Regions from separate parts of the Homo sapiens genome. Here region 1 is linked to region 2. Evidence: chromatin loops called from intact Hi-C (ENCODE). Cell type or tissue: IMR-90. All regions are shown on one strand. Links, peaks and the distances in the headings refer to the core of each region. The heading gives the core; the rest is flanking DNA.

What was found. A loop is a pair of places that touch in the nucleus more often than their neighbours do. Peaks named below come from ENCODE experiments on the same cell type or tissue, not always from the same donor. Only the 100,000 strongest peaks of a DNase experiment are listed, where the experiment ranks them.
Region 1: it touches region 2 in a loop (2.3-fold over the local background); 1 of 110 quality-filtered maps calls a loop at or near these places.

The regions. Positions count from the first base shown.
Region 1 is chr5:127,383,566-127,387,471 of GRCh38, forward strand. The region is part of intron 5 of MEGF10 (multiple EGF like domains 10); the gene reads left to right. Among named protein-coding and RNA genes, the nearest start is that of MEGF10, 95 kb to the left of the region's middle. In IMR-90, for the core only: no CTCF peak of the experiment used is centred there; no DNase peak of the experiment used is centred there; H3K27me3 peaks cover 149 bases.
Region 2 is chr5:126,863,666-126,867,571 of GRCh38, forward strand. No RefSeq gene overlaps it. Among named protein-coding and RNA genes, the nearest start is that of LMNB1, 88 kb to the left of the region's middle. In IMR-90, for the core only: no CTCF peak of the experiment used is centred there; a DNase peak (open chromatin) is centred at 1,836.

The sequences.
Region 1 (3,906 bases), core at 450-2,949, 520 kb after region 2:
TATAAAATAATTCTATATCTTATTTCTAAATACACCCCCCAACACACCCACAAACCAGAAGAACATATATTAAAACTATCACAGCATTTACCTTTGGGAAAAGGGTAGGGAAAGAGCTGGGAACCAGGCACAAAGGAGTCAGATAGGACTTTATCTGCCATGTTTTATTTCTTGAATTCAGTGAGGAAACAAATGTTATACAATGTTCATAAACAGTTAAGTCTCTGCTGTGGGTACATGAGCCTTTGTTATAGCATTATTCGTAGTCTCTCATAGTCCCATCGTTTAAATTTTTTTCTCAAGAAAACCATATTAAATCTTTCAGACCAAACAATTAGCATTAAGGATTCTAGTTTTCTTACTCTGAGATTTTAGGGAAGTCATTGAAAGCCTTTATCCTTTATCCTCATGTGTCCAGAAGGAAGATAAGCATTTTCACAACAGTGGTCCTGAATATTCATCCTTTAATATTCATCTCAATTCCTACTTCCTCTGGGAAACCTTCTCTCCCCCTCCTTTCTCTCCACTGCCCAAAGGTACATGGACATAGGTCCTCTATGTTCCCAGCAATGTGTGCAATCCTGTCTCGTAACACCTAGCACATTCTTTTGTGATAAATCTCACTGTGGGCCAGTCTCTTCCAATAGATAAGGAAATCTTAGCTATGGTACATGTCTTGGTAAGGAGCAAGTAGTAAGTGCTCAATAAATAGAACTTCGTAGCCAGAGAAGATGCTTAACAAATCTTTAATGAAAGAATAAATGATCAACAGAATAAAAATATGACAAGACTTTTTATAGCAAGACATCTTATAAGGGCTCCTGAGGTTGTTATTCTTCTTTTCACATCAGTGAATGAATGTAATCCTCCCAAATTATGTAACTTTAGCCTACAAGTTATATCCTTGAGATTTTCCTGCACCGTGAATAGGGTCATCAATATGTTGTCATAGAGACACATCAACATTTGCACTTCAGCACAATAGAGAATAAATATTTTACACCCCTTTTTCTGGTTCATAATTTGAGATAAGCTTACACTGAAGTTATAAAATGACAGTTCATTTAACAAACATTTTAAAAGAAGAATAAAGGTTCTCTCTCAGTCACTGAATAAAATTAATATAAACAGCACTGGGTGGTTGTCCACGGTGATCGTTGGCACTCTGTCAGCTCTCCAGAGGGGTTTTTGACATGTGAAGGACGTGGGGTTTTAGTGCTTTCAGAGTATCTGGAAAATACATTTTTATTGTTCTTCTTCATGGATGGAAAAGCTTTATGAAGTTGTTTTATTTTTAAAGTGCTTGATGTTTTGAATGAGGATCTTTTCTTCTACCATTAACAAAGGGAATGACACACCACAGCCTTGTTAGCCTGAAGCGCAAGGAATGAAATCCCAGGGAGATAAAAGACCCTCAGGGAACTGAGGCTTAAGAAGAAAGGGTGTATGTTTCAGGAAGAACCATGTTTTTCTATCCTTTGAGACAGTGGAAAATTATTTTGGTCTCCTCTAAAAGGCACTCTGTAGAGATATCTTCTTGAAAGTGACTTATTTGTACTTTGCCCATGTTTTAGACTATAAAGTATTAAATTTTCTTCTCTATTAATTTATCTCATAGTCATGGATTTTCCTATGTTTAAAGTCCATGGAGAACATTATAGCCAAACCTCATATAAATATATATTGTCAAGTCAGTATACTGATTTTGATGCATCCTAATAAATACTTGATATTTATAATTTTTTTTTTTTGAAACAGAGTCTCACTCTGTTGCCTAGGCTGGAATGCAGTGGTGTGATCTTGGCTCAAGTGATTCTCCTGCCTCAGCCTCCTGAGTGCTGGGATTACAGGTACGCACCACCATGCCTGGCTAATTTTTGTATTTTTAGTAGAGATGGGGTTTCGCCATGTTGGCGAGGCTGGTCTCATACTCCTGACCTCAGGTGATCTGCCCGACTTGGCCTGCCAAAGTGCTGGAATTACAGGCATGAGCCACTGTGCCGGGCCGACATTTATAATATTGAAGGCATATGTAGTGTTAGTTATTGCAAACAGTAACACCAGTGGGGTTAGTTATGTATTATAAGCGGACATCTCTTTCCCTATGATAAGCTTGAGTTCTAAGATTTGATATGTTATCCCACTGTAAGTATCTGGTAGAGATGTATCTTAAAGTTCTTGACCCCTATGTAATTCAACAATTAGATCCCAAGGCTATTAAACTAAGACTTTAAAACAACAACAATAACAACAACGTGGCTGTGTATGGTGGCTCATGACTATAATCCCTGCACTTTGGGAGGCCCAGGCAGGAGCACTGCTTGAGGCCAGGAGTTCAAGACCAGCCTGGGCATCGTAGTGAGACCTTGTCTCTACAAAATATTTTTAAAAAATCATCTGGGCATGGTAGCATGTTCTTGTAGTTCTAGCTACTCTAGAGGCTGAGGTGGGAGGATCGATCAAGCCCAGGAGTTAGAGGTTACAGTGAGCTATGTTTGTGCCACTGCACTCCAGTCTAGGTAGCACAGTGAGAACCTGTCTCTAAAAACAAACAAACAAAACAAACAATAAAAAACACCTGACCTGCTCAGTTCACCTAGGGTTTGTTTACACCTAGTACAGGTACACAGAACTGGGCATTTCTGTTGCTGTCATTTAGAATCAGTTCCTTTAATAAGCATCTTACAGTTCAAAATGCATTTCAAGGTTGTATCTGTTGTCTTAGTTGGTGAACCATGGGCATAGATAAACTGAAGAAAAATCAAGGCAGTGAGATTATTTGGTGCCTCTCAATTTGGCAATGCTGTCCAGATTTTATTTATGACATCTTTTTATACTGAAGTGGGGATTGCTAAGAAAGTCATGTTTTTGTTTATTTCTCCTTTCATATTTCCGGACCCCATATACAAGCCTACACTTCTGGACATACAGTCACCAGCAAGTAGGAAATGTCTAAACTCCAGTTTTTAATTGGCAATGAAAAAGACTAAATGTAAAGTAGTTCTGGGTTTCCTTGCAGGCCTGAACTCACTCCAGTTGTCTTTGTAAAAATGAATAAAAGGTCCAAGCCTTGTTTTTTTCTTGATAGAGTTACTGGGCAATTTCGTTTTTGAAATTTTACATTGTGAGAACTAAGTTGTCCTTTCTGGCATGAATGATTCATGCAAGACAAACAAATAATACAAACCAAGGTCAGACACGTTAGTGCAGCTTCATACACAGTTGGAGGATGTTTTTCTAGGGCATTCTTTTTGCTGGGCTGGGACATCCCAATGTGCAAATCAGGGAATTTCTGCTGTTACTAGATCTGTGCAGTGTCACATATAACAAAAAGTACTTTTTGTGTAATTAGTGTGTTCCACCATCTTCATTTTACAACAAATAAAGGTTGGGGACTACCCCAAGGTTCTGTAGCGATGAATTGGCCATGGGCTAGCTAGGGCCCAGGTCTAGGCAATGTAAAGAGGCTACAGTCCCTCCTTGAGCCAGCTAGTGATTGAGGAATTTTGTAACAAGGTGAACATGATGGTAAACATCACTTCTTTCTTAAAGGGCAAAATGAGTTCATCTATTTTTATCAATTGCTTGGTTGGTTGCTGATAGAGTCCTTTGGATGAGACAATGTATTAATGTACCCTTATTCCTTCCTCCAGAGCACCTCTCCATTTAACATTTCTGTTTATCTCTAATCGTGCCCCCTTTCTTGTCCTTTGTCTACCTGAAAACAAGAGATTTACTAGATTCTCTCCATGTGTTCAAAGACTTTTTCTAATGCCTTGTTTTTTTGTCAATACCTGTGTGATTATGGACATGATAGGATATTCCTTATCAAAACTATTCTGATGAACCTGCTGCTACATCTTGAAGCCTGGGAACTGTCATTTTAAGCAAACAACTATTATTTCT
Region 2 (3,906 bases), core at 538-3,037:
GGGAATGGAAAAGTAAAATGGAATCCCAAACAGCCATTAGCAATGAGGTAGCACACGCAGCAACATGGAGGCATCTTAGAAACAGTGTTCAGTGAAAAAGGACAGTTGTAATATCGTTGATGTAAATTAAGACATACTTACAAAACAATATGTTTTGCAAAGAAGCATACATATTCAATTTATAATATCAAACATATTAGAGAGTGGGTGCCTAATGGAGGAAGGAAGGAGATAGGAGTGGAGATTAGAAGTGAAAGGGAAAATATTTAAAACTAGTGGCTGAGTCCATGCTCTGATTGCATGGTTCTGAATCCCAGCTGTGCCTCTAACTAGCTCTGTTACCTTGGGCAATTAACAACCTCTTTAGTTAAGTGTCCTCATCCCTAAAATGGGCTGGGGACGATAGGCGAAGACGGGCTCCAAAAAATTCTGTCCTGCCCTGTCTGCGTGTAGCTCCTCCCACAAGAGGCGGGCCTGTGACTGCTTTGACCAATAGGATACAGAGTAAGCACTGCCCTGGGACTGCCTAGCCCCGTGTTTAAGCAGGAGCCTTGGGCCGCTGCCACTGCCATTTCACGGAGTCCTACAAACAGCTGCCACGTGGAGAGGCGGGCCACATGGAGCAGCACTGTGCCATCGGACTGTGTAAGACACCTGGCAGAGGTACTGCCCAGCTGTGGCCAGATCAACCCGTGGAATAATGAGATACAATAACGTAGTTGTTTTGGACCACTAAGTTCTGTTACGTGGCACTAGATAAGGTTATGAGGATTAAATAAAGTAATTTTATTTTTTTCTCTTTTGACACAGGGTGTCGCTCTGTCCACCAGGCAGGAAGTGCAGTGGCGCCATCTCGGCTTACTGCAGCCTCGACCTCCGGGGCTGAAGTGATCCTCCCACATCAGCCTGTTGAGTAGCTGGGTCCACAGGTGCATACCGACACACCTGTCTAATATTTTGTATTTTGTGGAGAGCTGGGGGTCTCACCGTGTTGCCCAGGCTGGTCTCGAACTCCTGGGCTCAAGCCATCTGCCGGACTCAAGCCATCTGCCTGCCTCAGGCTTCCAAAGTGCTGGGATTGCAGGCGTGAGCCACCGCGCCTGGCCAGGAGGTAAGTTTTAAAGTGTTGGATAGGGCCGGGCTCATTGGCTCACGCCTGTAATCCCAGCACTTTGGGAGGCCAAGGCGGGCGGATCACGAGGTCAGAAGTTCGAGACCAGCCTGCCCAACATGGTGAAACCCCACCTCTACTAAAAAAAAAAAAATAATAAAATAAAATAAATTAGCTGGGTATGGTGGTCGCGCGCCTGTAATCCCAGCTACTCGGGAGGCTAAGGAAGGAGACTTGGGCCTCCATAGCCGTTTCAAGACGCCCTAGAAACAGATGCCACGGACTGAACCCCGGAGGTGGAGGTTGCAGCGAGCCGAAATTCCCCCACTGCACTCCAGCTCTGTACGACAGAGTAGGATTTTGTCTTAAAAAAAAAAAATCAAAGTGCTGGATAGTGCATGGCTCATGAGAAGGGCCTGGCACTATATACATATTTGTGGAATAAAAAACAAGGACCTAATGGTCACAGAAATAGTGTCATGACCAAAAATGTAAGATTAACTTAATTCTTTGCACATGATGTTCACAGATAAGCTAAAACCTCTGCTAAAGACTCATATATTCATTTCCTTGATGGGAAAACTATGGCCCTGATTGATAGATGAAAAGTGTATTCCAAAAAAGAGAGTGTCTCATAACGAAGCAGGGCTCCCTGAGCCAACTCTCCTTCTGTTGTCTTTGTGCACAGAATTTAGAGCCTCAAGAAAGCATTGGATGTATGAGCTCAGTGACTCACGAATGTCTCATTTCTGGGAACACAGACAACTGATGGGCTATATTCGTTTTCCTCTGTAGCACTAGACCCAGAACTAGCAAATTTTTATCTGTAATGAATTCTCAATTAACCCTAGGTCTTGGTATCAGGAAATACAGGGAAAATAAAAATCTACCCATAATTCAAAGATCTCAATCAAATCAGTAATTTCAACCTCCAGAAAGTTATCTTAATAGTTCTTTTTATTCCCAAGCACAGTGCACAATAAATATCTGTTGATTATTTAAAATTAATCCCTCTTCCATTTGAATAAGAGTTAAAACAATTTGTTTATGGTCTTTCAAATTGATTATTAAAATTGTTCTTTGAAACCCTGGCTAGGGCAAAATAACCTAGATGGTAGCAACAGTGAGTGAAAGGATAGAAAGGGAGTGGCACCACTGTTCATCTGTGAAGCGGGAGCTAAGCCTTGTGAATCTTACAAGAACTATATGAGGTAGATACTGTCTCCATTTTACAGGAGCAAAAACTGAGGCTTAGGTAGATGGGGTCACTTTTCTGCAATCTGCAGCTGGGGCATTATGGAGCCAGGATTCAAACTCACGTCTTGGCTGTGCATGGTGGCTCATGCCTGTAATCCCAGCACTTTGGGAAGCTGAGGAAGATGGATTGCTTGAGGTCAGGAGTTTGAGACCAGCTTGGCCAACATGGTGATACCCTGTCTCTACTAAAAATACAAAAATTAGCCAGGTGTGTTGGTGGGCACTTGTAATCCCAGCTACTTGGGAGGCGGAGGTGGGAGAATCTCTTGAACCTGGGAGGCGGAGGTTGCAGTGAGCCGAGATTGTGCCACTGCACTTCAGCCTGGGTGACAGAGGGAGACCCTGTCTCGAAAAAAGCCGCACAAAAAGCTTTCATGTAGCCTTACTCCCTAGCTGGTTCTCTTTTACTCTATCACGTTGGGAAGAGGAGACAGTATCACCCCAGAATGACTTAAATAGCAAGGGGAAGGCAAAATGTCTTAAAGCCAATTCCTAGACACTGAGACTTTTGTGAAGCCAAAAAAAAGGAGCGTATCATCTGAAGGCATCAATAAAAAAAGAAAAGAGGCCAGGTGCGGTGGCTCACGCCTGTAATCACAGCCCTTTGGGAGGCCAAGGCAGGTGGATCACAAGGTCAAGAGTTCAAGATCAGCCTGACCAACATGGTGAAACCCCGTCTCTACTAAAAAATACAAAAATTAGCTGGGCGTGGTGGTGCGCACCTATAATTCCAGCTACTTGGGAGGCTGGGGCAGGAGAATCGCTTGAACCCAGGAGCCAGAGGTTGCAGTGAGCCAAGATCGTGCCATTGCACTCCAGCCTGGGCGACAGAGCAAGACTTCATCTCAAAAAAAAAAAAAAAAAAAGAGAAAATTGGTGGATCATAGCCCATGTATTTCTGCAGAACTGACACATTTTGAGAGAGTTGGCAGTTGCCCAGATATCACAAGCCATAGTGCCAACTTCTCATGACTCCAGCCTCAGCAGCACCAGGCTTCATGTGGTCCGTCTGCCAGAAAGCAGGTCCTCATATGCTTGGCTGGGAAGAATGATGTCAAGCCAGGTCCATCATGGTCCCTAACTTCTTGTCCTAAAATAAGCCTGAACCTTGTCCCCATGCACTGGCTCAACTCCCATTCTACTTCAGGCATCAGAATCACAACTCTACATTTCTCATCTAGCACTAGGGACTACAAGTTGTGTGGCAGATCTTCAGGCAGCTTCTAGGAACACTCTGGATTGAAGTGGAAAGGAAGCATTTCCTGATTTCATTTTCTAGCTGTCTTTCCTACTCAGGTTCTTTGGGCCATGGGTCATTTCCTAGTGTGGACAGCTCCATAAGCTGTGTGGAGTGTCAGGCAAGGCTGAGCGGATTCCAATATGGGAGAAAGATGCACGGTGCAGGCGCAGACCCAGAGCCCAGCCAGGGTCAGTGTCCCAATGGGAACAATAAGGATCTAGGAGGAAGTGGAACCGGAAGCTGGCTGCTTGCCCAACTGTGGGGTCACTTGGGCTGCGATTTCACCTCCATTTTCTCC